Linked DNA regions of Homo sapiens: all the other regions are linked to region 2. Evidence: read pairs that join two places in POLR2A ChIA-PET (ENCODE). Cell type or tissue: MCF 10A. All regions are shown on one strand. Each heading gives the region's core, and the rest is flanking DNA. Links, peaks and the distances in the headings are about the cores only.

Region 1 (7,996 bases), core at 1,311-6,310, 55 kb before region 2:
CTGCATCAATATTTGGAATTTATCAACATTACCTACCTCATATAGTAGACAGCCAAGAGACCAGATGTCAGATTTGAAGTTGTATCCATTTTCATGTATTCTCTCTGGAGACATGTAATAAGGCGTACCAACTGCAAAAAAACAAACCAAATAAAGTAAGAGGTATATAAAAATAAAGATACAGCTGTGGTCAGAAACTACATACAAAATTTTGAATTTAAAAACATCACCAAAATAATTCATTAGGATCGAAAGCTGTTTTTGAGAATACTAAAAACTTTTTAATTTCTTCTTTATTCCTTGACCCTTAAATAGTACACTAACAACTGCACTAAACAATGTGGTGGGTTAAACTTTATTTCCTTTTGATCAATCCAAGAAGAATCAACGGAGCATAACTAAGGGAAAAAAAGTAATTCTGCCAAGAATACCTACTTAAATGATTCATGTTGGCTTTATTTTTTTAAAAAAATATGGCTTGAATATCCCAAATAATTAAGCATGATAATTTATTTAAAAATAAATAATATAACAATTTAGTAGAGTATGAGTAAATAAATCATATTTGTTAACTTTTACAGAAACATCCTTTAGAACACAGCGTGGCTGTTAACAAATGATATAACACTTGATGCCTTACTTCCACTTTAGAAAGAATACCACAGACTTTTGTACATCAAAGGATTATATAATAACAAATGTGAAAGGGCACTGGCATCTCTGGAAAAATGTCTTGAGTTATTGTTACTACTGAGACCTTTTTAGAGACAAGACACTCAAGATAATTTTTGTTTTAATTGCTTGCTTTGATGTGCTAATACTTTTTCTTTTTTTAATGACTGTTTTAGAAGATGCTATTAAACACTTGAAAATAAACAAAAGCATATATGTTACACTTTGAAGTGTAAAAATATTTAAGTGACTTTCAAAGTGAGTATCTTTAATTTCAAACTCAGATGGCTATTTCATCATCATTAGTCTAAGGCTTTTTGCCAAATAGAAAGTCAAAGTTTAAGAATATTTAGAATCTTATTTACCTGAGGGAAGGGCTACCAAAAATATGTTGCTACTCAAAAAGAAAAGGGCATTTTCCTTTTTCTATTAATTTTCAAGACCTCCCCAGGTGTTTACTATAAATCTTAAATAAGACTAACAAGACTGAATAGGGGTCTTTAGTCAGAAGCAACAAAAAGATTCACACCAATAATCAAAGCACTATACTCAAAGGCAGGAGTCAGTTTGCCAAAAGAATAAAGTTATAACCTAATAGTTATGTGTGGAAACTATACTAAGCTAAAGGTGAAAACATCATGTACCATGACCCATGATATCCTACCTGTATCGGAATCCGTTTTTACTAATCATGGATAGCCCTAGTCAGACTGGATGAAAGAAAAGTATTTATGAAAGTGATGAAGAAACGTTAAAAAAAAAAGTATGCAAACAGAAGGATAAGAAACTTAAATAAAATACGAACTATTAATATACAAAAATTAATGAGACAAACTTTAAGACATAAATTATTTAATTGTAGCATTTACTTTGAAGACAAACAGGTAAATACGCCAATTTCTATAGTGTCAGAAAAGCAAAGAACTTTGGAAAACAGCTAGGTTTAAAGAATCTGTATTATTACTGTGTAAAATAAACACAAGCTATCTAGCTTTGGGAGTTCTAACTACTTTCACCTGTAGTTTGCATAAGTGACACCAATTATTGGAAATATTCACACATTCTCTCCATTTAAGGAAGGATGGTAGGTACAGTTGGAATAATAAACAGGCTCTGCTCCTGGTTTCAGGACATAAAGCAAGTGACTGGCAGTGAGGAATGTGCAGAGAGAGGCTTCACAGAATCCACAGGGGGGCAACTGAAAACACTGAGGCTTGAAGGTTCAGAGTTTACCAAAAGCAAAGGTAATTTTAACCAGTAGCTCTGGGAAACCTGCTGTACATTAGGGGTTTGATATGAGTGTGAAAGATTGATGATAAGGAAAAAGAAGAACAAATGCTAGCATTTTACAGAGATTAGCCCCAGCATAACACCTTAACTGCAACACAAACTGAACTCAAGGACGACCCAAGTGAAGGGAGCAGAGGAAAAGAATGATTAGGAATTCTACTAAGCTAAACTTAAAATGTAAAAAATGTTAATGTACAAAAATCCTTTTTCAGTGAGCTGCTGGAGGTCACTGCAAAAAGTTACACACTCAGTTAACACTGATACTTTAAATTTAGATACTGATTCTTAATATAAATAACAAGCCTCTTTATATTAAATAAGCATGTTTTATTTCAATATTTAAACTACATATATTCGTTAGTATATATTAAAATGTAAAGCTAAGGATGCTACTCACCTCTTTGATCAACAAATTTCCAACAGTCATTATATAAGATGAGTAACTTTGTATTCTGCACTATAATTATTAATAGGATAAATTCATAATTCACTAGGGAACACAGGCCTAAGAGGGAGGTCTACTGTCTCCTGACACGCTTCTTCATATGCCCCTCCGTTCTGGACAAGGACTCACGCTGACTGACACTGAGCAAAGAGGTTCAGCCCCATCACGTAAACTGATTAGTCCTTACCTCTCTCTATCTAGCAGAGAGGCCTAAAAGTTTAAGTGCTCAGGAAAATTTGCAGTACATTTAAATGCAGTGATATGTTTTCAACATTTCAAAATTAATGAAGATATAATTATTTCCAAAAACCTTTTTCAGAGATTCATGACAGCTGTGTCTACGATTACTGTTGCCTCAAGAATGTTGTGACTTCTTTTAACAGCTGTACAAGAAAAGAGAGTTATGGAGTGATATGATTAGACATTAAAATGATCATGCGAATTACTGTCCTATGTATTGAGAAGCTTGAAGACTACAGCACATGTAATTCCACTTATCTTTCAAGAATTTATGATTGTAGGTAAAATGAAAGTACATTTTGCAATAGCAGATACTTATGCCACTTTAACCTTCGGACATGAATAAAAGTAGGAAATGGATGATAACATTATAAAAAACAGAGGCTGACATTAGAGGAAAACTGGTAACAACTAAAAATCTTACCTGACCTTTCTTTATTCTATATGAATATTACATTAAAATATACTAAGACAGTCATCCATATGTAAAAATCCCTTTCATTACATTGACTTATTCTAGCTATATGAGAAAAGTTTTATATGGTATATACTCCATAAACAATAAATATATTCTAATCTTTATCCTGAATAAAATGAAGACTGATATTTAGAAGTTCTGCAATATGTTTAAGTGAACCAACAAGTTCTGCTAACATGTTGCTATTATGGAAGATATCACTAAATTGATAATTTTCATCAGAGCAGGTTATATACAGAATAGTTTAGCTAACAATTTAGCACTGTAATCTCTGCAAAAATTTGAATGAAAAAAGAAAACAACGACTGAAGCATCCTCACATGCAGTTAGCTTTGGATTGCTTTTTTGTGTGTTTTTTAAACAAGGGAGGCAGCACAAAACCAGTGAAAGATAAATCTCTTTCACATCTTACATTTGCCACTAACTAGTTAGGACCATTTAACTTCTCTTTTTATTTCCTTCCCTCATCTGTAAGATAAAATGAGAAAGATGAGCTGATCTCTGAGGTCCCTTTTGCTTTAAAATTCTGTACCACTTACAGAAACTCTACAAAAATCCATCTGGAAAACAAAATGGAAAAAAAAATTGTCCTTTTTAAACTATTACTTAGGACAGCTGAGTGAGAGTGTTTTAAGTCGGAGAGTACAAACAAACGAACTGAGTTTAGAAATATAGTTTCTTTCTCCTAGAATCAGAGCAAACTACAGAAAAGAAAGCTTTGAATATTCCTTGCTGGGAAAATTAAAAGGAGACAAGTCATCTTACACCTCAGTTCGATATAAACACACACACACACACACACACACACACACACACACAACTTCAGGGAATAGGACTTAATTTCCATTCTTTCCTTCATACTCATGAGTCAGCCCAGAAATTATGTTGGCAGACAGAATGGAGAGAGGCCAAATTTATTTCATTGTTAGTAGTATTAACTGAGGTCAATATAGAATGGCTGAGTAGGAGATCAATATTTCTTCTGCAAAAGACATTTATAAAATAAAATTTGTCATCTTTGAAGTGCAACCGATAACATTTAAGAGCTTTAATAATGCTGAGGAAAAACACCTAAGCATATTTTATTGTTATTGTTGCTGTGCTCCAGGCCCTGTGTTCAATGCATCCTATGTATTATCTTGCTGAATTTTAACAAAAGTTTACCATGCCCTGTTGCATGGCATACACAATTCTAGGTCCTGTGGTGACAGAAGTAAACAGGACAAATCCTTGATCTTGTGGGGCTCACAGTCCAGTGAAAACGGGGACTATTATAAGGTAGTTTTATAAGATGTTTCAATTATTATACTGCTTTAGAGAGAAGGCATAGGGAAGTTGGTCAGGTAACTTGCCAAAGATCATAAAACTGGTAAGCTGTAGACCTGGAATTCAAACCTAAGTAGTTCTTGTCTCTTGCATTTAAGCAGATGGTTATTTCATTATAACTGACCACTGTGAAATACAACTGAAAAAAATATCTGTATCTTTCCAAATTAAGAAGCAGAGAAATCTTCTAAAAGTCACAGCATGTACATAAGAAAAACCAGGAATAAGGGTCCAGGTTCAATGGGCCACATGTGAAAATTATGCTACTCTGCAGCTACGCTGATTTAAATAAATACCTGTTATGGCGGCTGGGAGGTTAAAGGTACACCGTTTAAAATTAGATAATAGCTCCTTACCAGAGCAATTACTTAAGAAGGGATTGAAAGTTAAAAATAAATCAGTGAAAGCAGCCTATAGTACTGACTGAACATATGCTGCCTTTACAGCTCTCAACCACCCTGAACAACGAAGGGGAATAAGCCAAAGATCTATCTAGAGGTGCTAGGAAAGGTGTGGGAAAAACAAGTATGTGACCACAGGTGGCACCTGGCACCAAAAATGAAACTGTTTTAATGCCTGGTTCAAGAACACTAATTTTCTAAGTTGAAATCAGAGGATATATCACACTTGGAAATAGTGTGGGCAACACGAATTGTACACTCAAGAGACTCTAGTGTGAAAATTCTGATATCGAGCTTGAATGATGGCCATGCATTTACTCTGCTGGCAATATTACAAAATCAAAGAACCATTTGTCTCACTGAGAAAGGTAAACAGCAGTTCAAGCAATCCTATAACAAAAACAAAAACAAGAACATAATTTCCTCCCAAGAGGTTTCAAATATTTGTTTAGCACAAGGATCAATATCAGAGAGTTTTAGTTAGCTTTTTTTTTTTTAAAGCAAAAATCTGTCTCATTTTTAGGATGTACAACAAGCACATACAAGTAAACTCACACACAAACATGCAGTAAGCTAACAATGAAAGAAAATGATTTGTTTATAAATTTTTATTAAGCCAAGTGTGGCATTTTCTCCCTTGAAAAGTAAATGTAAATTACAATGCAATAAAGTACCTATAAAGACCTATAATAAAAATGTGAAAATCTAAAGTCAAAATATCTCTTCAAAAAAGAAATATTTATTTTCAGTAAATGTAAACTTCCTCTAATTTTGGAACCTCTTCCACAGAACCTCTCTAGCTTTTTTTTGTTTGTTTTTGTTTTTGTATTGAGACAGAGTCTTGCTCTGTTGCCCAGGCTGGAGTGCAGTGGCGTGATCCACACTCAGCTATTTTTTTGTATTTTTAGTAGAGATGGGGTTTCACCGTGTTAGCCAGGATGGTCTCAATCTCCTGACCTCGTGATCCACCCGCTTCGGCCTCCCAAAGTGCCGGGATTACAGGTGTGAGCCACCGCACCCAGCCTAGAACCTCTCTAGCTTTTAAACAATTTCACCTAATTATGCTTTAGAGGAGGATATGAATGTCTCCCTAGCTGTCGCGTCCATTAAAATGTCTATTAAATTAGTCTATTAAAATGGCGTTACAGGCAGAAATTTTGCCTCCATGATCTTCGCCTCTTGGTGCTATACCTGTTTATGTTACGGTAGTGGCAAGAGACTTTGCAGCCATAAAGGTTGAGGACTTCATAATAGGAAGATTACCCTAGATTATCAGTAAGAGATGCAACAGAAGGGGCAGGGGAGATTCAAAGTGTGAGAGGGACTCTCCACCACTGCTAACTTTTAAAAGGGAGGAAGGAAGCCAGGAGCCAAGGAATGAGGGCAGCCTCTAGAAGCTGGGAATGGCCCTCAGCTCACAGCCAGTGAGGAAACAAGAACGTCAGTCCTACAAAACCAAAAAACTGAATTCTGCCATAATCTGAATAGACAAGAAATGGACTGAACCTCCAGAAGTCCTGCAATCCTACAGATACCTTGATGTTAGCCTGGTTAGAGTCATATTGGACTTCTGACCTACAGAACAGAAAAATAATACGTTTCTGTTGTTTTAAGCCACTAAGTTTTTGGTAATGTGTTAGGGCAGCAATTGAAAATAAATACAAACGTGTTAATGATTCATGCATTGAGTGGGAGAATGAAACACTCAATTCTATGTGGTATGGACCTACCTCACACCAAGAATTACATAAGGACCGAGGGGGTAAGAGAAAAATGCATATGGTTCAAAAAAAAAAAAAAAGTGTGACCTCTAAAAGCTCACTGGATCATTTTGGGATGGTGTTCTTTTTTGTCAGGGGTGGCGGAGCAGGAGAAGCCAATACATTTGCCAAAAGAAGAATAATATGGTTAATAAGGCAATGTATACAGGTTTAAATTATGGTCCTTTGTAATTTAAATGAACTCTGGCTTGGTCACTGACAGAAATCTAAACTTGATAATCATACCTATCTCAAAGAGATGTAGAATAGAAATCAGTTAATGTGCTACATGGCACTTAGTCCATATGAGTATTTGAAGCTTGATAAGTAACTATTTTTTATTATAAATGTTTTAAATTGACCAAAATAAGCTCTTATCAAAAGCAAGTCCAGCAGGGATAACTGCAGATTTATTGATCCAGAGAAAAGTCACCAGGGATCAATACTCCAGTGAACCTCATGAATCTTTCTGGATTTAAAGATAATCTCTCTGCTTAGAATTTTCCAATTTAGAAAGATGTAAATTTCCTAACGGCTCACTCTTCATTCACCACTACCACCCATTCCCATTAAGAGAGTTAATTACCCTTTGGTTGCAATAGCTACAAATATGTCACAAAAATAAACAAGTAGAAAAAGGATACAAGCAGTATTTTTAAAAAAACTGAAATTAGGTATTTTTCCTCTATCTCAAAGCCATGAACAATACTCATATTCATTATTTCTGATTCTCCTCTTCCTGAACAAATAGGAGAATTACATTTCCCTGTCCCTTTGAGATACTCATTGCCATGAGATCTGTTTTGGCCAATGAAATGTGAATGGAAGTAATCTTTTACATTCAAGCAGAAGGGCTTAATTAAGAGCCAGTAAGTGATTCTCCATGCTCTCTTCCCCTCATGGGATCACAAAAACGTATGTTGATATGAATATAACACAAGACTGAAGCTGCCTGGAATGCCAAGTCACCACATGAAGGGACGTCAGCTACCTTAAAGACCAACAAGCGTCTACAACTCACTGTGGGTGACAAAAGATTAGAACATACTTCATTGCTAAGCAATTGAGGCTTTTTTGTATTGTTTCTTCTTGCAGCATAATCTAACCTATACTTACTGATACACTTAGTCAAATTCACCCTTTATGTATGTAGTCTGTCTCTAAGCTTCATTCATTTAATCAATATTTATTGAGTATCTATTACGAGCAATCCCCTCTTCTAGGTATCTAGGATACATGAGGGAACCAAATACACAAAGATCTCTGTCCTCATAAAACTTACATTTCGCTGGGAGAGACAATACATACAAAGCATAATAAGTAAATTACACGGCATGTCAGAAGATACTAAGTCCTAAGGAAAAAAGAAAAAATAAAATAGGGT
Region 2 (7,996 bases), core at 1,760-6,759:
TTGAGGAGATAAGACTGTTCAAGGAATGTTTGAGATTTCTCTGTGAAAGCTAAAAACTAATTGGCTTGGAGTCAAACAGACCTGGGTCAAATCCCAGCTTCACTACTTACTAGCTATGTGACGATGGACAAGTTAGTTAATTAGTCGGAGCCTCAGTCTCCTCATTTGTAATGTGTAAAAAAGAATGCCTTATATGGTTTATGTTAGGATTAAATGAGGCAATGTTATCTGAAATGGTAAGCATGGGGTAATGGGGTAGGTACATTTTAAGAGCACAATAATCAGTAAACACTGATGGTAGCAGCAGTACTACTGTCCAGAATGAAGGTGGCAAGAGAGTGGGTCAGGGGTTAAATTTTCAATTCATGTGAGAGGTAATGAGGAGGTCAGAAGATGACTGCAATAAGGAAGGTATAAGTCCTTTAGTTGAATGGAATAAGCCTCAAAGCTGTGGTTCCTCACCCCACCCCGCCCCTTGCCCCTCTGAAAAAGGAGAAGTAGTGTTCTAGAAGAGGCATTGTGGATGGAGAAGTTTGTGGTTCCGACCTCCTGATCCTATGTATGTGGGCAAGGGAGAATAAGTAGCCTCCACTTGAGAGGGTTACAGGGGAAGCAGTGTCCTGGGGGGGAGAAGTGTGTTCCAACTGAAGCAAGGAGGTGGGGAAAAATTAAAACTTCAATAAGAAAGGGAGAATGTAGGTGGTTACATGCATAATGAAAGACAAATTCTGAAGATATTTATGTATTTTCATGTTCATTTTAAAAGCAGGGCTCATAAAGAAAGTGGACAGGTTGATTTGAAACCAAGTTTGTATTCACTCAACAAATATTTATTGAATGCCTACTATGTGTACCACTCTGGGACTAGGGAGAGAGCTTATACCCTAAGAGAAGAAAAACAATGAACAAAATAAGTGATAAGGTGATACATTCTATGGAGAAAAATATTGCAGGGTTGACATACTGTGTGAGTGGGAAGATTCCATTTTCATTGAGTGATCGAGAAGGTGATATTAAAATATATACTTGAAGAATATGAATGAGCAAGCCAATGGGAAACTACTGAAAGGCTTTAAACAGACGTGACTGACTGAAATATTGCTGTATTGGGAATAGATTAAAGGGGAAAGGAGCGAGGATGAAAGCAAAGAGATCAATTAGGAAGATACTGCAATAAAATAGGTGAAAGATTAAGTAACTTCAGAGTAGCAGCAGTGGAGAAGAAAAGAAGTGCTCAAATTCTAAATATATTTTAAAGATTCGGCCTCTGGTATCTGCTAACATTAAGTATGAGACCAGAGAAATAGGAGGAAGTTAGGAATGGCTCTAAGAGTTTTAACCTCAGCAACTGGAAGGATAGACTTGCCACTGAGAAGGAGAAGATGGTGGGCTGTCAGTCTGGAGGGAAATATTTAGAATTCAGTTTGGGCAGCATTAGGGTTGAAACATGAAAATTTGATGCCAAGTAGGCAAATGGATACATGAGTTTGGAATTCGGGGCAGAGGTCCAGGTTGAGATACAAAGAGTCACCAGCATAGAATCATGAGACTGGAAGAGAACACTAAGTAAGGGATATAGATAGAAAAGAGGTCTAAGGAACTGAGCCTTGGGGCACTCCACTGTTAAGTGTCACCTTCTCAGAAGGTGAGAAGAAATCAATAGAGGGACCATTAAGACAAGAGAACAATAAGATTCCTGGAAGCCAAGTGAAGAATAGGTTTCAAAGAAGACAGCATAATCAACTCTATCAAATGCAGCTGCTAAGTAAAATGAGGCCTGAAAACTGGACTGGATGGAGCAGGAGAGGTAACTGTAACTTGACAGGAGCAGCTTAGGTGGCACAGTGTGGTAGAGAGCTTAATTAGAGTAGATTTTAGAGAGAAAGGAGAAATGGGAGACTGAATTACAGAAAAACCTTTCTGGGAACTTTGCTATAAAAGGGAGCGGAGAAATAGGTTAACAACTCGAAGGAAGAGTAACTTAGACTGTTTAAGGGGTTTTCTTTTGTTTCATTTTGTTGTTTAGATGGGAGAAGTAATAGCATAGTAGCACGGACCCAGTAGAGGGGGTGCACATGGGAGGGTTGGCCTTTGAGAGCAGTGTGGATAGTTCATCTGGTAACAACAGAAAAGGCAGATGAAGTGAATACAGATTCTGGGAGGAGGATAACTACGGTAGGAGTCTGTGGAGGTTCTCTTCTGACTGCTTCAGTTTCTTCAGTAAAATAGGAGCAAGGGCATCAGCTTAGAGCTAGGATGAGGAAAGGACATGTTATGGGTTTGAGGACAGAAAATATACAAAGTGGGAGAGTTTGGAGCCAGGAAAGTAGGGAGTGGATGCGCTAAGGATGATTGCTGAGCAGCATTAGGCTTTGAGTTTCATGGCCATAAATTTAACCTATAGCAAGAGTCTTCTTTCCTCAAAAAAGCTACTGCTCTTTCTGTACCATCAATAAAGTTATTCAATGAAGGAAACTGTTACTAGGAGAATGAAACATCTAAATTTCTGTAAAGACTTCCAAAAATAGAAGCACTCTACTCAATGCCTATGACAAACACCTTGGCAAAATCAGTTTATCAAAAGAAACAAGTTAAATGACACTTACTTCACAAAGAAAGTAACTCCAGAAGATAAACTAGAGAAAAAAGAAGGTAATATAGTTATCAAGTCTAAAATTCATACCCACTCAATAGAGAGGGATACTTTCTGGCTGGCCTACAATGAACCCTGATTACTACCCTGAACATGCTACTCAAGGTAAACTTTATTTCATCCCTCCACAGTCACTCCACAGAGATGCAAAATAGTAAATGGATTACAGTCTGAACTGCCATGAAGCTTAAAGGAATGGTCAGTCTACCTTACTGGTTAAGTTGCAAGACTCCAAGATAAGATTTTCATACTTTCCACACTGTAAGAATAAGGAATATCTGTTTTTTCTACCCACAGATCTGAGTGACATGTCTTTTCTCTTTCATAAGTAGCCAAAATATTACACTATCTTCAAATTAAAAAAAAATAACCTAGGCCTCTGATCATATCACAATGAAAATTAATCCTCCTTCTAATAACTCGCAAAAATTCTTAAAATTGTACTCTGATTATAATTGGTTTATAATTAACTTTTTGGAAAAAAATGTGACTCTACCATAGCCATCTTCACCCAATAACCATAAATCAAAATACTCACAAAATGTTAATTGTAAACTTCCATTGTTTAAAATTAGTCTTACAGTAAAGAGTAAAAATTTTACTATTTCCCAACCACCATCTTTATACAGTTTGAATTTTTATTTTTATTTTTAAAAAGCTAAATCCACTGTTCCAAAAACAAGAGTCCAAAGGCAATGAAAATATACAGAACAAGAATCTAGTCAAAATATCCTTTCAGTACCTTCTAGATGTTAGTGGAAAGAATCAAGAAAGGAAGAAAGGGGGAAAAGAAGGGAGGGTGGGAAGGAGTGGAGCTGATAGAAAAAATTTCAAAATACATTAATAAAGAAACATAAATCTCACATTCTAAAACAAAACAAAAGGAACTTACACTGTACCAAAAATGAGACCACATATTATACATTATGGGGTGAGAGTATTCATTTTGAAACAAGAAAAAGAATGGATATGCCAACAATATACATCACTTATCATTATAACAGGGAATTGGTATTTGACACTCAGAAACTTGACATCCTTAGTTTTCTGTTTATGCCCAGACTTCTATTACAAAAGTGAAAGAAGTCACTGGGCTAACCAGATGTTGCCATATCATCCCCATTATTCAGGCCAGTGGTGTGGAACAAAACAAAAAAAAGGTTGTCAAAGCTGAGCAGAGGCTGTCCTTTCCCAGTCTTCTAAAATAATGCTACTGAGAGCAGTAACGTTTTTCAAAGACTTAATAAGCAATAATGCCTATAAGCTCTTGTCAGGTAATCTTTCTTACACTGTCTCACACCATCAGTGTGAATGCAGAGAGGAGGGGAAAAAAATCCTTCTCCCTTCCCCCACCTGCCACAAGGCAGCTAGAACCTGGGACGACACTTGCCTGTTTCCAACAGGGAAAGAAGTCCACCCACACAGGAGCAGCAGCAGGAGGCATAAACGAAAGGAACAGTGTAAAAAGAAATGCAGAATCGCTGCTATAATTTTGAAATTTATACTGTGGGGCAGCCCAGTGTCTCACAGGAAAACAATCACTTTTATTTTTCCTTCCTACTGCCACTCCGACCTTTCCTGGTTGGTGAGTCAGTAGGAGGCAAAAATGAAAGTGCTTACTTTTTTTCCTCTTTGAAACACAAGGTTGTTTAAAACTGTGAATCTCAAAATCATAACATGAACTACCTAATTTTTAAAAGTGTTCTTTTATTGCCTTTGCTGGAAATAATATGAAACAATAATGTTTGTGTATGTGTGTAAAATGAGTCCTAAGAGGTCTATGTTTAATAGATATGTTTGTTTATTATAATCTTGATAATTTATGATCATAACATAAATATATATGGGGACTTAAAAAAAAAAATTCTTCTTGAAATCAAAATATTGGCCTTACTTTAAGCTAAAGGGTCTTTTTACTCAATATAGACAATTCAGACAGGTATAACAAAGAAAAGCAATGTAATAGTGCAATTAAGTAAAGGACTCATTTCATTGAGTCCCTGGTTGGTTTCAATTACATATTCTTATTGAGCCCCTGCTACAGGTGAGAAATTGAAGTACCAGAGGGCATCCAAGGTAAATAAGACACAGTCCTTTCCCTCAAGGAGATTTTAACCTAATAAGAGAGATAAAAATGACACCAAAGTATCAGAATACCAGAAGAGAGATGCAAAGAAGATACCGCCACATTTCCAAGGAAAGACTGCTTTCAGAGGATCAGACAAAGCTTTATGGTAGAGACGGCTTTGTTGTTGGTCCTTAAAGGATGGGCAGGATTTAGAAAATTGGAGGGGAAGATGGAGGGTACAAAATCAAAATCAGCAAAGTCATACAAGCAGAAAAGATCGTTTTTTGTAGACGGTTATTCTCTAAACAGTGCTTCCATGAGAAGTCAATAGATGCACTAAAAAAAAAAAAAAAAAAAAGGATCCCATAGACAAATAAGTTTGGAAAACACTACAGCCTATACCACTCTTTGAAATTCATTCACAATGCACACTAGTGTAGGAAAGGCTCTGAGGAAGTACTGCCACAAAGTCACTGTTTTCCCCAAGTCTCTCAAACCTATTTGACTATAGAACTCTTGTGAAAGAACACTTATCAGTAGCCCAAAGGCATGTTTTCAGAAATACCGTCCAAACAAAATTGGGACAAGGTTAGCAGAGTATACATGAGACATATTGTAGAATGCCTCAAACACCAAGCTGAGAAATATAGTCTTCAGGAACAACAGCAATAAAAATGAGGTATTGCCCTGACATGGGGTGGCAACTGTTATTTTAAACATGTCATTACACGTTAGCTTTATGACAAGTATTCATACTGAATGCAGGATGCTAAATAATGAATATGTGTACATTTTTTACTAAAAGATTTTTTTATTTCATTTTATGTTATTAAATACAAGAAACAAGCAAATATATCACAGGAGAAATACACTACAAGTGATAGGGAGAGAAAAGTCACCATCATGGAAGGCAGCTGTGGGCAAGGCAAGATCAGCTCACTAAAGCAGGGGCAGGTACAAAATGTACTGGCACTCCCAAGCTTAGGCACAGTCTCACCTTTTTTTTTTTTTCCTCTTCCTTCCCTAAACCTAATACTAACGCTCAGAGCTTACAGGTCATTCAAATAAAGTTAAAAGCTAAAGCTGCCTTTTTGTTTTCATGTTTGTAAATGGGAACTAAGCATTATCAAACAATATTTTAAAATAAATATTTCTATCAAAATGGCAAACTGCACCCTAAAAATATGTGCAATTGTACTGTATCAATTAAAATAAATAATATATTACACATAAATAATTATATCTAAAAAGTGTACTAATTACACCTAAAACAATTATACCAAAAGCCATAAACAAAACTGAAAAACAAAGCAAAAAAAAAAAAAATGCTGATTAAAACTTGGAAATTCAAAATTAGCACTTTTGTGCTACTTTATTTCCTAAAGGAACTGTAAATGTACTACTTTCTTACACATATTTAACACAGATTATATATAGTTCTGCCCATCTTAATTAGGATAAATTACCTGTGGTTGGAACTGAGGAACAGGTGGCCCTTGCATTCCTTGTGATTGCTCATCCATTGTCTGAAGCAACAGGAACTTTAGAACTCTGCAAAAATGTAAAGTTGAAATTTAAATAATGTAATCATTACCAATTCACATCATTCATCATACACCGACACATGCATTCAAATGCTAGAGATTTACTTGATGCTTCAAAAATTCACTGAGATATACCACACTCTTTTGCCATTTGCTAAATCCAAGCTCTAGTTAGCTCCCACAAATATTCACTGTCTCAACCATTTCCACTTCTCCAAAAGCATTATTTGCTTAGAAAATCCTGTTTCCTGAGATGAAATTCCTTCTTCTGCATTCTGCCTTTTAGATCAAAGATACTTTCCTCTACCCTGCCACTATGAGAAGCTAAGTAACAGAGTAAGCTCCCTAAAATTATGCTCAATGTTTTACATCCCTAAAATGCACCTTATCTTTATAGTCTAAAAATGTTAGTACTTTCTTTTATCCAACTGCTTACTGTGATTTTTTAAATTTAAACTTAAAAGGCCAGTCGTCATATGAGTGTCTACTCTTTTACGCATACTTTGTAATTATAAAGCATTTCATCCATTAATTCAGTATACATAGGCTGAAGGTAATTGCATGTCAGGCATTGCACAAGACTCAAAAATTGAAATATTTAATGACACACAGCCCTTACACTCCAGGAACTACATTTGCACTGATTCTACTCAACACCACGTGTTTCTAGGTTCTCTATAAATATTATTTTATGACCAAAATCTAAGACTCAAAAAACTAGCTTCCCTTTTAAATGGGATTAACTGATGGAACAACTAAAACACATCTTCACTTCATCATACTCTTTAAAAACCAATACAAATATTCTGGGCATGGTTCATTTGTATTACAAATTTCTTCCTCTACCCTGTGACTTGTCTTTCTAAAACCTTCCCAATGGTATCTTTCCATGAACTAATGAATAGAAATTCATAATTTTAATGTGGTCTAAGTATTTAAACTTTTTCTTTATGATTAATGCTTTGTGTACTATGTATGAATTATTTTTCTACTCTAAGTGCTCATATTATTTTCTAATGTAAGCTTTATTTTTTAACCTTTAATATTTAGATCTACAAACCATCTGGAATTAAGTTTTTTTATGATATAAGGCAAAGTCAATCTTTGTTTTTCTTTATGGATATCCAACTGACCTCAAATGATATATTGAAAAAATTATCCTTTACCACACTGCACTGCTGCTATGGTCATCTTTGTCATATACCAAATGATCATGTGTTTTTATATATATATATATATATATATATATATATATATACACACACACATACACGTATATACACACACACATATAGGTATCTGCACTTTCCTTGCTGTTGCACTGGCTATTTATTTGCACTAACAACAATAGTACACTATACAGTGTACTACTGCCCTACAGTGTACCTACTACACTGTACTATTACTACTCTATATAAAACTACAGTATTAATTACTATAGCTTATTATAAAGTCTTGATATTTACTTAATTACGTGTCTGATTTTAATACGAATTGTAAAATCGATCAGCCTATTTCGATTTTCTAAAAAAACACTGCTGGGATTTTGATTGGGATTACGTTGACCTTAAAGATCAATTTGGGGAGAATTGACATCTTAATAATATGGGGTCTTCAAACCCATGAACACAGACTATCTCATTTAAGTTTCTTTCAATAATGGCTTCCAGTTTCATTATACTGGTCTTTCACATCTTTTTTCAGATTATTTCCTAAGTGTTTTATATTTTT
Region 3 (7,996 bases), core at 1,206-6,205, 210 kb before region 2:
ACCTTAGAATCAAATCACATTTCGTCCTCCTACTCTTTACCCCACATGGTAAACATGGGGTCAGAGGTCTTGGATTCTGTTCTGACCTCTACCTATCATTTATTATGTGGTTTGGGGCTAGTGACAGCTTCTCTAAATGTTAATTTCCAAGGCATTGTACATGGTTATTGCTGTTAAATTAAACTATATTTGGCCTGAGGATGCCTCCGTACTTAATAGGCCCAATATAATGTACTACAACCAAGTAACTTACTTAAAGCCTAATATAGGAATATACTTTTGTAACAAGTAACTGAGTCTCAGCCAATCACATCAGCCAATCTTCAGTCAATCACAGGCTGTCAAGTGATCAGGCCATATTCAAACAAGGCAAATATCAAGCTGTTTCTGTATCTCACTCTCATTTTCTGTCCATAAACGTTGCCTGCCCACAATGCTAATTAGAGCTCCCTGAACTCTTCTGTCTCTAAGAGCTTCCCAATTAGCAAATCATTTCTTGTTCAAACAAACTGTTAAATTTGTCTAATTTCTTTTAACACATCTAAGGTCCCTATAGTTATAGAATACTATGATTTCATGATTATATGGAACATCCTACTGTCTTATTATGTCAAGTATATCATCATTTTACAATTTTACAATTATTTATTTCCCACATTAATATTTAGAACTAAGTTGAAAAATGAAATATTTTTTGGAACACAATTATCTTAGTTTTCTTTCTTTTACTATAAGTGATGGTCTGAGATTTTCTCCACTAGATGTTATATTCTCCTTTAAATTTCTAAATGCCAATGTACATGTTTGAGAGGCATTGCAATATCCAGAACTTTCTCTCTTGCCCACCAAAAAATAACCAAGAAACATTCCTGTGTGGTCAGTTGTCTGTGCCCAAATACCATCGTCATTTAAATAAAGACTGACTACTCTTCCCAAAATATACATCTATTATCATCATTATGATTATCCGCACTGATGTCCCAATATGTCCATTTGTTTCAATATTCATTTTTATACAGTTCAAATGCTGTAGTCACCATAGAGATCATTGTCAAGCAGGTGCTATGGCTCATTCTCTTATGGCTAAAGAAAACATTTTTTTAAAATATCCACATGGTATCCAGGTTACATCTTGATAATCACTTTAAAACTGAGCAAAAAAAAGGCAGATGGAATGTTGTTTTTCTTTTTTCTCCTCGTCTTCCTTTATTCCCTCACATTGTCAGGATGGCTCCATCCATTCAGATGGCAGGACTGTTCTGAATGAAGGCAGACCTGCACCTTCGGCAGTCATCTCTCCAGTTCAATTATGGTGCTTTAACAGGGCTAATTAGCATTCCTCAGAGCTGGAGTTCTTTGAGTGACAGGTAACCATGGAGAGTCACACTCCTGTAGGTGATCAGCAAGAATCTATCTTTTCTTTTTAATTAAAAATTAGAAAAGCCTTAAAGAAAAAGCATAGCATTTACTAACGTATGCTGTTAGCCCAAGGTTGCCATGCTGGAAAGAATAACAATAGTGTCAGAAGAAAACTAATGCCATTTCCAAAGGAATAGAGAAAAATATCATGGTAGTCAGATACAAGAAATATGTTTATCATCATCCCTGATAACAGATACCCAAAAGGAAAACACAAAATAGCAAAAGATCATCTGTTCCTGAGAGTTTATTTAGATAATAATTTTCTTCCCTTCAAAATTTGAGAAATACTATTGTATTTATTAACAATAGTTGTGTTCTTTCCTATCATTTAGAAAGTATTAGAACTAGAAATTTAGAATTGCATATGCAGTTATTACCGAATAAAACATTCAGTAAATGTCAATTGCTGATGATAAGAGATATCATAACAAAATTAAAAAGTATTAATAACCTATTCGATCCTAGGAAAGATTAGAAAAATTCCATAATGCACCAGTATTAAACCTGATCTTAAGAACTGATGTCAGCAGACAATATGTATCTGTCCAACAAAGTGTGTTTTCTAAGTAAGGCAGACAAGTGAATTAAATATTGTCACCTTAGCTTGGTAGCTCAGTTTCAGGAAAAAAATAGACAGAAATTTTATAACATTTTAACAGCATATCAAGACACTTTTTCTATTCAAAAACAAATAAGTAAATAATCTGAATAATCAGAGTCCATTTTAACTTTCCCAAAACTGAAAAGGATACTGTTCTATTTTCTTTTGGTTCTGTTCATCTTATAAAAAATGTAATTTAACATGCCTCTCCCTTCCTGTTTTTACCCCAAAGTAGGATTATTATAAAAACACTCTATGCTGTTACTTCTGGAAGGCATAAAGCCAGGAAGCTCTTACAGTGTTATGGGAATGCCTAATCTCATGAGCTTGCCAGCCTTATTTAAACTATGAGGGTGGGAAAGGATGCAAATCACGTCACAGCAAATTCTTCAACTGTTAGTTCAGAACAATTTCCATTATGAAGAATTCACTAATAACACAAAATGATAAAATCAGTTGTATTATTCTGTAGGTTAAATGAAGAAACAGATTTTAATTCCAAAAGACTGTCCCCCATAATTTGGGTCATTGTCCATCAAGTCATTTGTTTAATTCTGTTTATTTGAATTTGGTTTCTTAATAATTCCTCAAATTTTCAATTTTCTACAAGAATTTTATAGAAAATAGATTTCCCTCTCAACGTTTATAAACTTAGCTTCAATAAATTTAACTTGCTAATTACTATTCACTTTAATTTGAAAATACAAAGGATGATTATATCCCAAGAATCTCAAAACTTTATTTTTTCCTGAAATTTTTTCCATAGCCAATAGAATTCAGATATAAGAATAAGAATGTCTCATGTTTAATAATATGAAAAAGTTATATTCTGAAGCATTTTATTTTGTAGCATACTATTTTTGAATCATAATAGAGAGAGGTAGCTGTTGGTTCTATATGTTACTTCCTTTGATAGCTACTACTTCCATGCATAATGTATATCAATTTTATTACTAATAATGAAACCAAATTAGTGGAAATGCTGAAGTGAATGGAAAATGCTATGCATTTAAAACAAACCCATTAAGAATCAATGCCCCATTTTGTTTTAGAAATAACTGACAATTTCCAATTATTTTTAAAACAGCAAATTGAATTATTGGATCTTTAGAACTGTTTTTATTCACTTTCAATACTAATTATTTATAGGCTAATCATTCTTAGCTCTCTGTCTACATTTTTCTGCAGATGCTATAAGAAAAATTTTTCAAGTTGAACCATGTTATGATAGATTATACTTATTTAGTAAAAAGGAGACAGGAATGGTTGAGTGCTCTGAACTGTTGACATGGCTGATCGCTAATCACTTTACATCTTACATGAAGTACTGCTTCTTCCCTACTATGACAGACAGAAGAAATATGCTTGTAACAATGGTTACTAACATTTTTTCAGAAAATGTTGATAACCCAAAGCTAGCTGCTGTCCCATCATAGAATATTTTGTCTTGTTTTCCTCCTGGATGTAGTCCTTCAGATTTTCCACAGTGATTCCCTACATCCATAAAAGGTCAAAAGCATGAAACCGCCTACTGATGTAGTTTAATATTCACATTTTATAGGTGAAGAAACTGGGGCACAGAGAAGTTAACTTACACTCAGGTAATTAGTTTCAGGGCTAGAACTGGAACCAAAACTCAAGATTCAGAGTTCCTGCATCAACAACTTCTCCAAGGATAATTCCATTCTATTCTGCACTCTCACTAGATTCCGTATCAACTTGTCATGAGTTGACTCAGAGAATTGACTCATAGCGTCAACAATAGCACAAAAGCCATACCTTGCAACATCCTGCCATACAACACCCTCTTGCCAGATCCAAGAACTTGCTTACTTCAGTGTCATTAACTTATGAAGATATCGATTCCCTAACTTGAGCTGACAGGGCATCATTGTTCTTTACCTTTGTGACTCACATTACTTTTCTCACATTGCTTTTATAAATACTCTGCTTTTGCCATATTTTATCATAAAACATTAGTCTTCTGGTTGGAGGGGGTTGGAAAGAAAGCACTTTCTTGACTCCCTAAGATACTACAATTTTGGACATATCATGATTAAAGAAAAAATTGAAAAATTTAAGTGGTAAAATTAAAACATTAAACAAATAAGATGTTGCCTAAGAAAAATACACAATTTTATTATAAAGACAGTACAAAACAATAGTGTATTTGAAAACTAATAAATATCCTTCAATGCATGCTTTTTGACCTGTTAATTAGAAGAGTATATGCCGGGTTATTTTTCTGTAGTTAAGACAGGTAGGAAAACCCACGACACAAAAATAAAGATCATGTCATTTCTGTCCTGTGTGGAAAATAATATATTATGTTTTTTTCTATTAAAATCCTTTTTTCTTCCATTTTTAGTGACTGTAATAATTTTCTCTATATATCTATGAAGTTCTATATGCTAAACTAAGGGTTGTATACTAAACAATGTCTAATCTGTGCATATCAACATACATGTGGACACCTGTACACATACACACAACTAAATCACCATTCAATAAATTCGTCATTTTGGTTCTATTTGGCTGCCACACTCAAATACCTTTCAAAAGGATAGAGCCATGAGCAGAGAAAATGAAAAGACAGAAGTGAGGCCTAAAAGTAATTATTATTTGAGAAAAAAAATTAGCTGTAAACATTTGCATTTTTAAGAGGAGACTCATAGAGGACATAATGTTATTTTAAAATAATAATTATTACTGCTATTAAATTAATACATGAATGAGTATATTTTAAATCCAGTATGAGTCTTAACTTCTAGAATTATCTCCCTTATCCCCTAGTCCCACTTCACAAAAGTTGTCATTTTTAAACAGTTTTAGTGCACCCTTCCAGGACATTTTATGATGGCATATTAAAAACATCTGAAGTGTTTTCTTATTTTTAAAAAACGCCTCTTCTGGCTGGGTGCTGTGGCTCACGCCTGTAATCCCAGCATTTTGGGAGGCCGAGGTAGGTGGATCACAAGTTCAGGAGATCGAGACCATTCTGGCTAACATGGTGAAACCCCATCTCTATTAAAAAAGACAAAAAAATTAGCCGGGCGTGGTGGTGGGCACCTGTAGTCCCAGCTACTCGGGAGGCTGAGGCAGGAGAATGGCGTGAACCCGGGAGGCAGAGCCTGCAGTGAGCCAAGATCGCACCACTGCACTCCAGCCTGGGTGACAGAGCAAGACTCTGTCACAAAAATAAATAAATAAATAAATAAATAATGCCTCTTCTAAATGGCTGCAGGAAGAAAAGCAGGAAAAATAGGATTCATAGACAGGAGACAAATACACATAGTACCCCAATATAAGAAAGGAAGGTCCTTCTTGTGGAGGGTAGTAGATTTCCAACAAATGAGTTATTAGGTTTATCAACTGGTGGTAGAAAAGAAGCAAATCTTGTATCAAAGGATTCAAACATTGAATGAAATCTTTTATGTCCTCTCCAACCTCAAGAAACTAAAGAAATTAAAATATTCAGATTACATATATTTTAAATAATGTTTGAAAGCAAATTCTTTGTTTCCATAATTTTTATTGGGATTCAGTCAGAAGTTTCTTCTGACTTAAATTATTAAATCTATGAAGAATATTATCAGATTTTCTTAAATATAAAGAAAGAAGGGAGGAAACAAAAAAGGAATAGTTGAAGGAAACACAGAAAGGGAAGAAGAGGGATAAAATTGAAATGTCAAAAAAATCCTTTGCTTTTCAAAATTTCCAACAGAACTCATATAAGTAGTATTTAACTGTTACTGACTCAGGTCAGAGTAGGAAGAGGAGGAGAGGAAAATGAGTTAAATCAGACGAGTAGAAGAATAAAATAAGGAAAGGACAGAAAATTAGAAAGCGGAAAGGGAATGAAGACCAAGGAAAGGAGGAAGCTGTTGCAGTTGAGAAAACTGTCATAGCAACTGACATCAAATCAGGCAGTAGGACCAGCGACATTTCTTAAAGATAATATAGAACTTTGATAATGTGTCCCCAACAGTTGTCCAAAAATATTTATTTTCAAAAATCAAAGTAAATAGTTTTTAAAGTAATAGTAAATGCTTTGCTCTCTTTCATATTTTAATCCATGGAATTCATAAAATTGTTTTGTTTTGTGGATGAAAGTATCTGATCAGGTTGAATGTTTATCTTCTGATAAACTTTTCCAACTGTTCAGAGAATATGGTTATGATTATACAGCACTGTTGAAAATTAAAGTGCCTAAATTACCATACATGGTTAAAAACAGACCAGACTTTTAACATATGCAATGCTTTTTACCAGAAGTCGAATAACGTCAGCGTCTATGAAACTACTGAGTTCAACTTATTAATCTCTGTGCTGCTGAACAGCCCACTAAATCTCTCTTTTAAACTCACACATGCCCCCTGTGTCTGCTGCGTCCTAGCATATCCGAGAATGGATTTTCCATTGAACGTTACTGCCAAAGCACTTTTTCTTCTGGCACCAGCAGAGAAATTGAAATATACCTTATAGGCTTAAAAGATAAAATATATTATGGCTTAAGAGATAAAATATATTATGAACTTCAGCAACCCAAGAAAATGTGGGCAATGTGTAATAAAATTTGAGATGCATAGACACTTGGCTTGATCAAATTTTACTAATTCATTCAGAAACAACCATGTTGGATTCATCAAGCTTTTCAAAGTTGAGGTAACAGTTATTGAAAGCCATTAGTTCTATCATATACTTTTTCCCACCCCATTTGACCAAATAAATTCTTACCCAAGTGAGACCTTTCTTTAGAGCAAACTCTGAAGGGTTTGCAATTCAAAAAATGGTTTACAAAGGTCCATTGTTTTGTTCTGGCCACTGCTCAAAAGTAACTTCAAAATTGCCTTACTAATTGATCTATTTCACATCATTCTGAAAAATCTGAACTGGCTCTTTCAGGTTGGTGATCTCCCTGAAAAATCTGCTTGTAAGGCATATCTGTCTATACTCTCTCATGATGACACAGCGTCCCCTGCCTCTGTCAACTACAGCTAAGTACAAAGCACTGTGCTAAATGCTACTAAAAGAAGAATTAAGAAAATGTGTGGACAATCCCTGTTGTCTAGAATCTGAAAATTTAGTAACGGGATTTAAATATATACACACATATGTACAGGCCCACACAAATATATATTATGCATTATGGATGTTTATGTACATATATCGTGTATTATGGATGTGCATGTGTGTGTATATATATATATATATATATGTATATATACACACATGCACATATTCATAATTCAAGAAAGAAAATGAAAAATGCCGTGAGAAAGATAGAAAAAAGAAAGTGGTTTAGAAGCACAACTGAGAGGGAACATGTTTTCCCTGTGAGGCAAGATGAAGATGTAGTCAAAATTAGCAAAACCTTTATGGAGAAGGTGACATTTGTCTTTAGAACTGGGTATGGACCTATGGGCAGAAATGGGGAGGAAAATATTCTAGGCAGAGGGCACAGAAAAATAAAAATCCAGTATTGTTGGAGAAACAGTAAGTTGAGGAGCATGCTGTCCCTGAGGGAACATAATGGGGAACAGAAAGAATTCACTTTGATCTCAGGGTTTAGACTTTATTTTGTCCAAAGAAAAAAGCACCATTAAATGCCTTTAGAAGAAGTCTGACAGGATATGATCACATAATTCAGAGATTTATAGTCAACATCTCTCTCTCCTTATTCATCTCTCTAAGAAAATAAAATGGGTTAAAACATGGCCTACCAGTCTGTGTTGCTACAAAGGAATACGTGAGGCTGGGTTACTTATAAAGAAGAGGTTTATTTGTCTCACAGTTCTGCAGGTTGTTCAAGAAGTATGGCCCCACCATCTACATCAGGTGAGGACCTCGGGCTGCTGTCACTCTTGGCAGAGGGTGAAGAGGAGCTGGTGTGTGCAGATCACATAGTGAGAGAGGAAGCAAGAGAGAGGGAGGGGAAGTAACAGACCCTTTAACAACCAGTTCTGTCAGGAA

Evidence for each region. ChIA-PET counts read pairs that join two places held together with the same protein. Peaks named below come from ENCODE experiments on the same cell type or tissue, not always from the same donor. Only the 100,000 strongest peaks of a DNase experiment are listed, where the experiment ranks them.
Region 1: POLR2A ChIA-PET joins it to region 2 with 7 read pairs; 1 of 35 experiments calls an interaction of 5 or more read pairs at or near these places.
Region 3: POLR2A ChIA-PET joins it to region 2 with 5 read pairs; 1 of 35 experiments calls an interaction of 5 or more read pairs at or near these places.

Annotation. Positions count from the first base shown.
Region 1 is chr1:198,285,080-198,293,075 of GRCh38, reverse strand. It overlaps NEK7 (NIMA related kinase 7), which reads right to left. Exons shown (of 10, transcript NM_133494.3): 8 at 37-131. Among named protein-coding and RNA genes, the nearest start is that of NEK7, 130 kb to the right of the region's middle. In MCF 10A, for the core only: no CTCF peak of the experiment used is centred there; a DNase peak (open chromatin) is centred at 3,965.
Region 2 is chr1:198,230,829-198,238,824 of GRCh38, reverse strand. It overlaps NEK7 (NIMA related kinase 7), which reads right to left. Exons shown (of 10, transcript NM_133494.3): 2 at 6,188-6,272. The coding sequence starts at 6,244. Among named protein-coding and RNA genes, the nearest start is that of NEK7, 78 kb to the right of the region's middle. In MCF 10A, for the core only: no CTCF peak of the experiment used is centred there; a DNase peak (open chromatin) is centred at 4,224.
Region 3 is chr1:198,439,370-198,447,365 of GRCh38, reverse strand. No RefSeq gene overlaps it. Among named protein-coding and RNA genes, the nearest start is that of ATP6V1G3, 97 kb to the left of the region's middle. In MCF 10A, for the core only: no CTCF peak of the experiment used is centred there; DNase peaks (open chromatin) are centred at 2,325 and 3,775.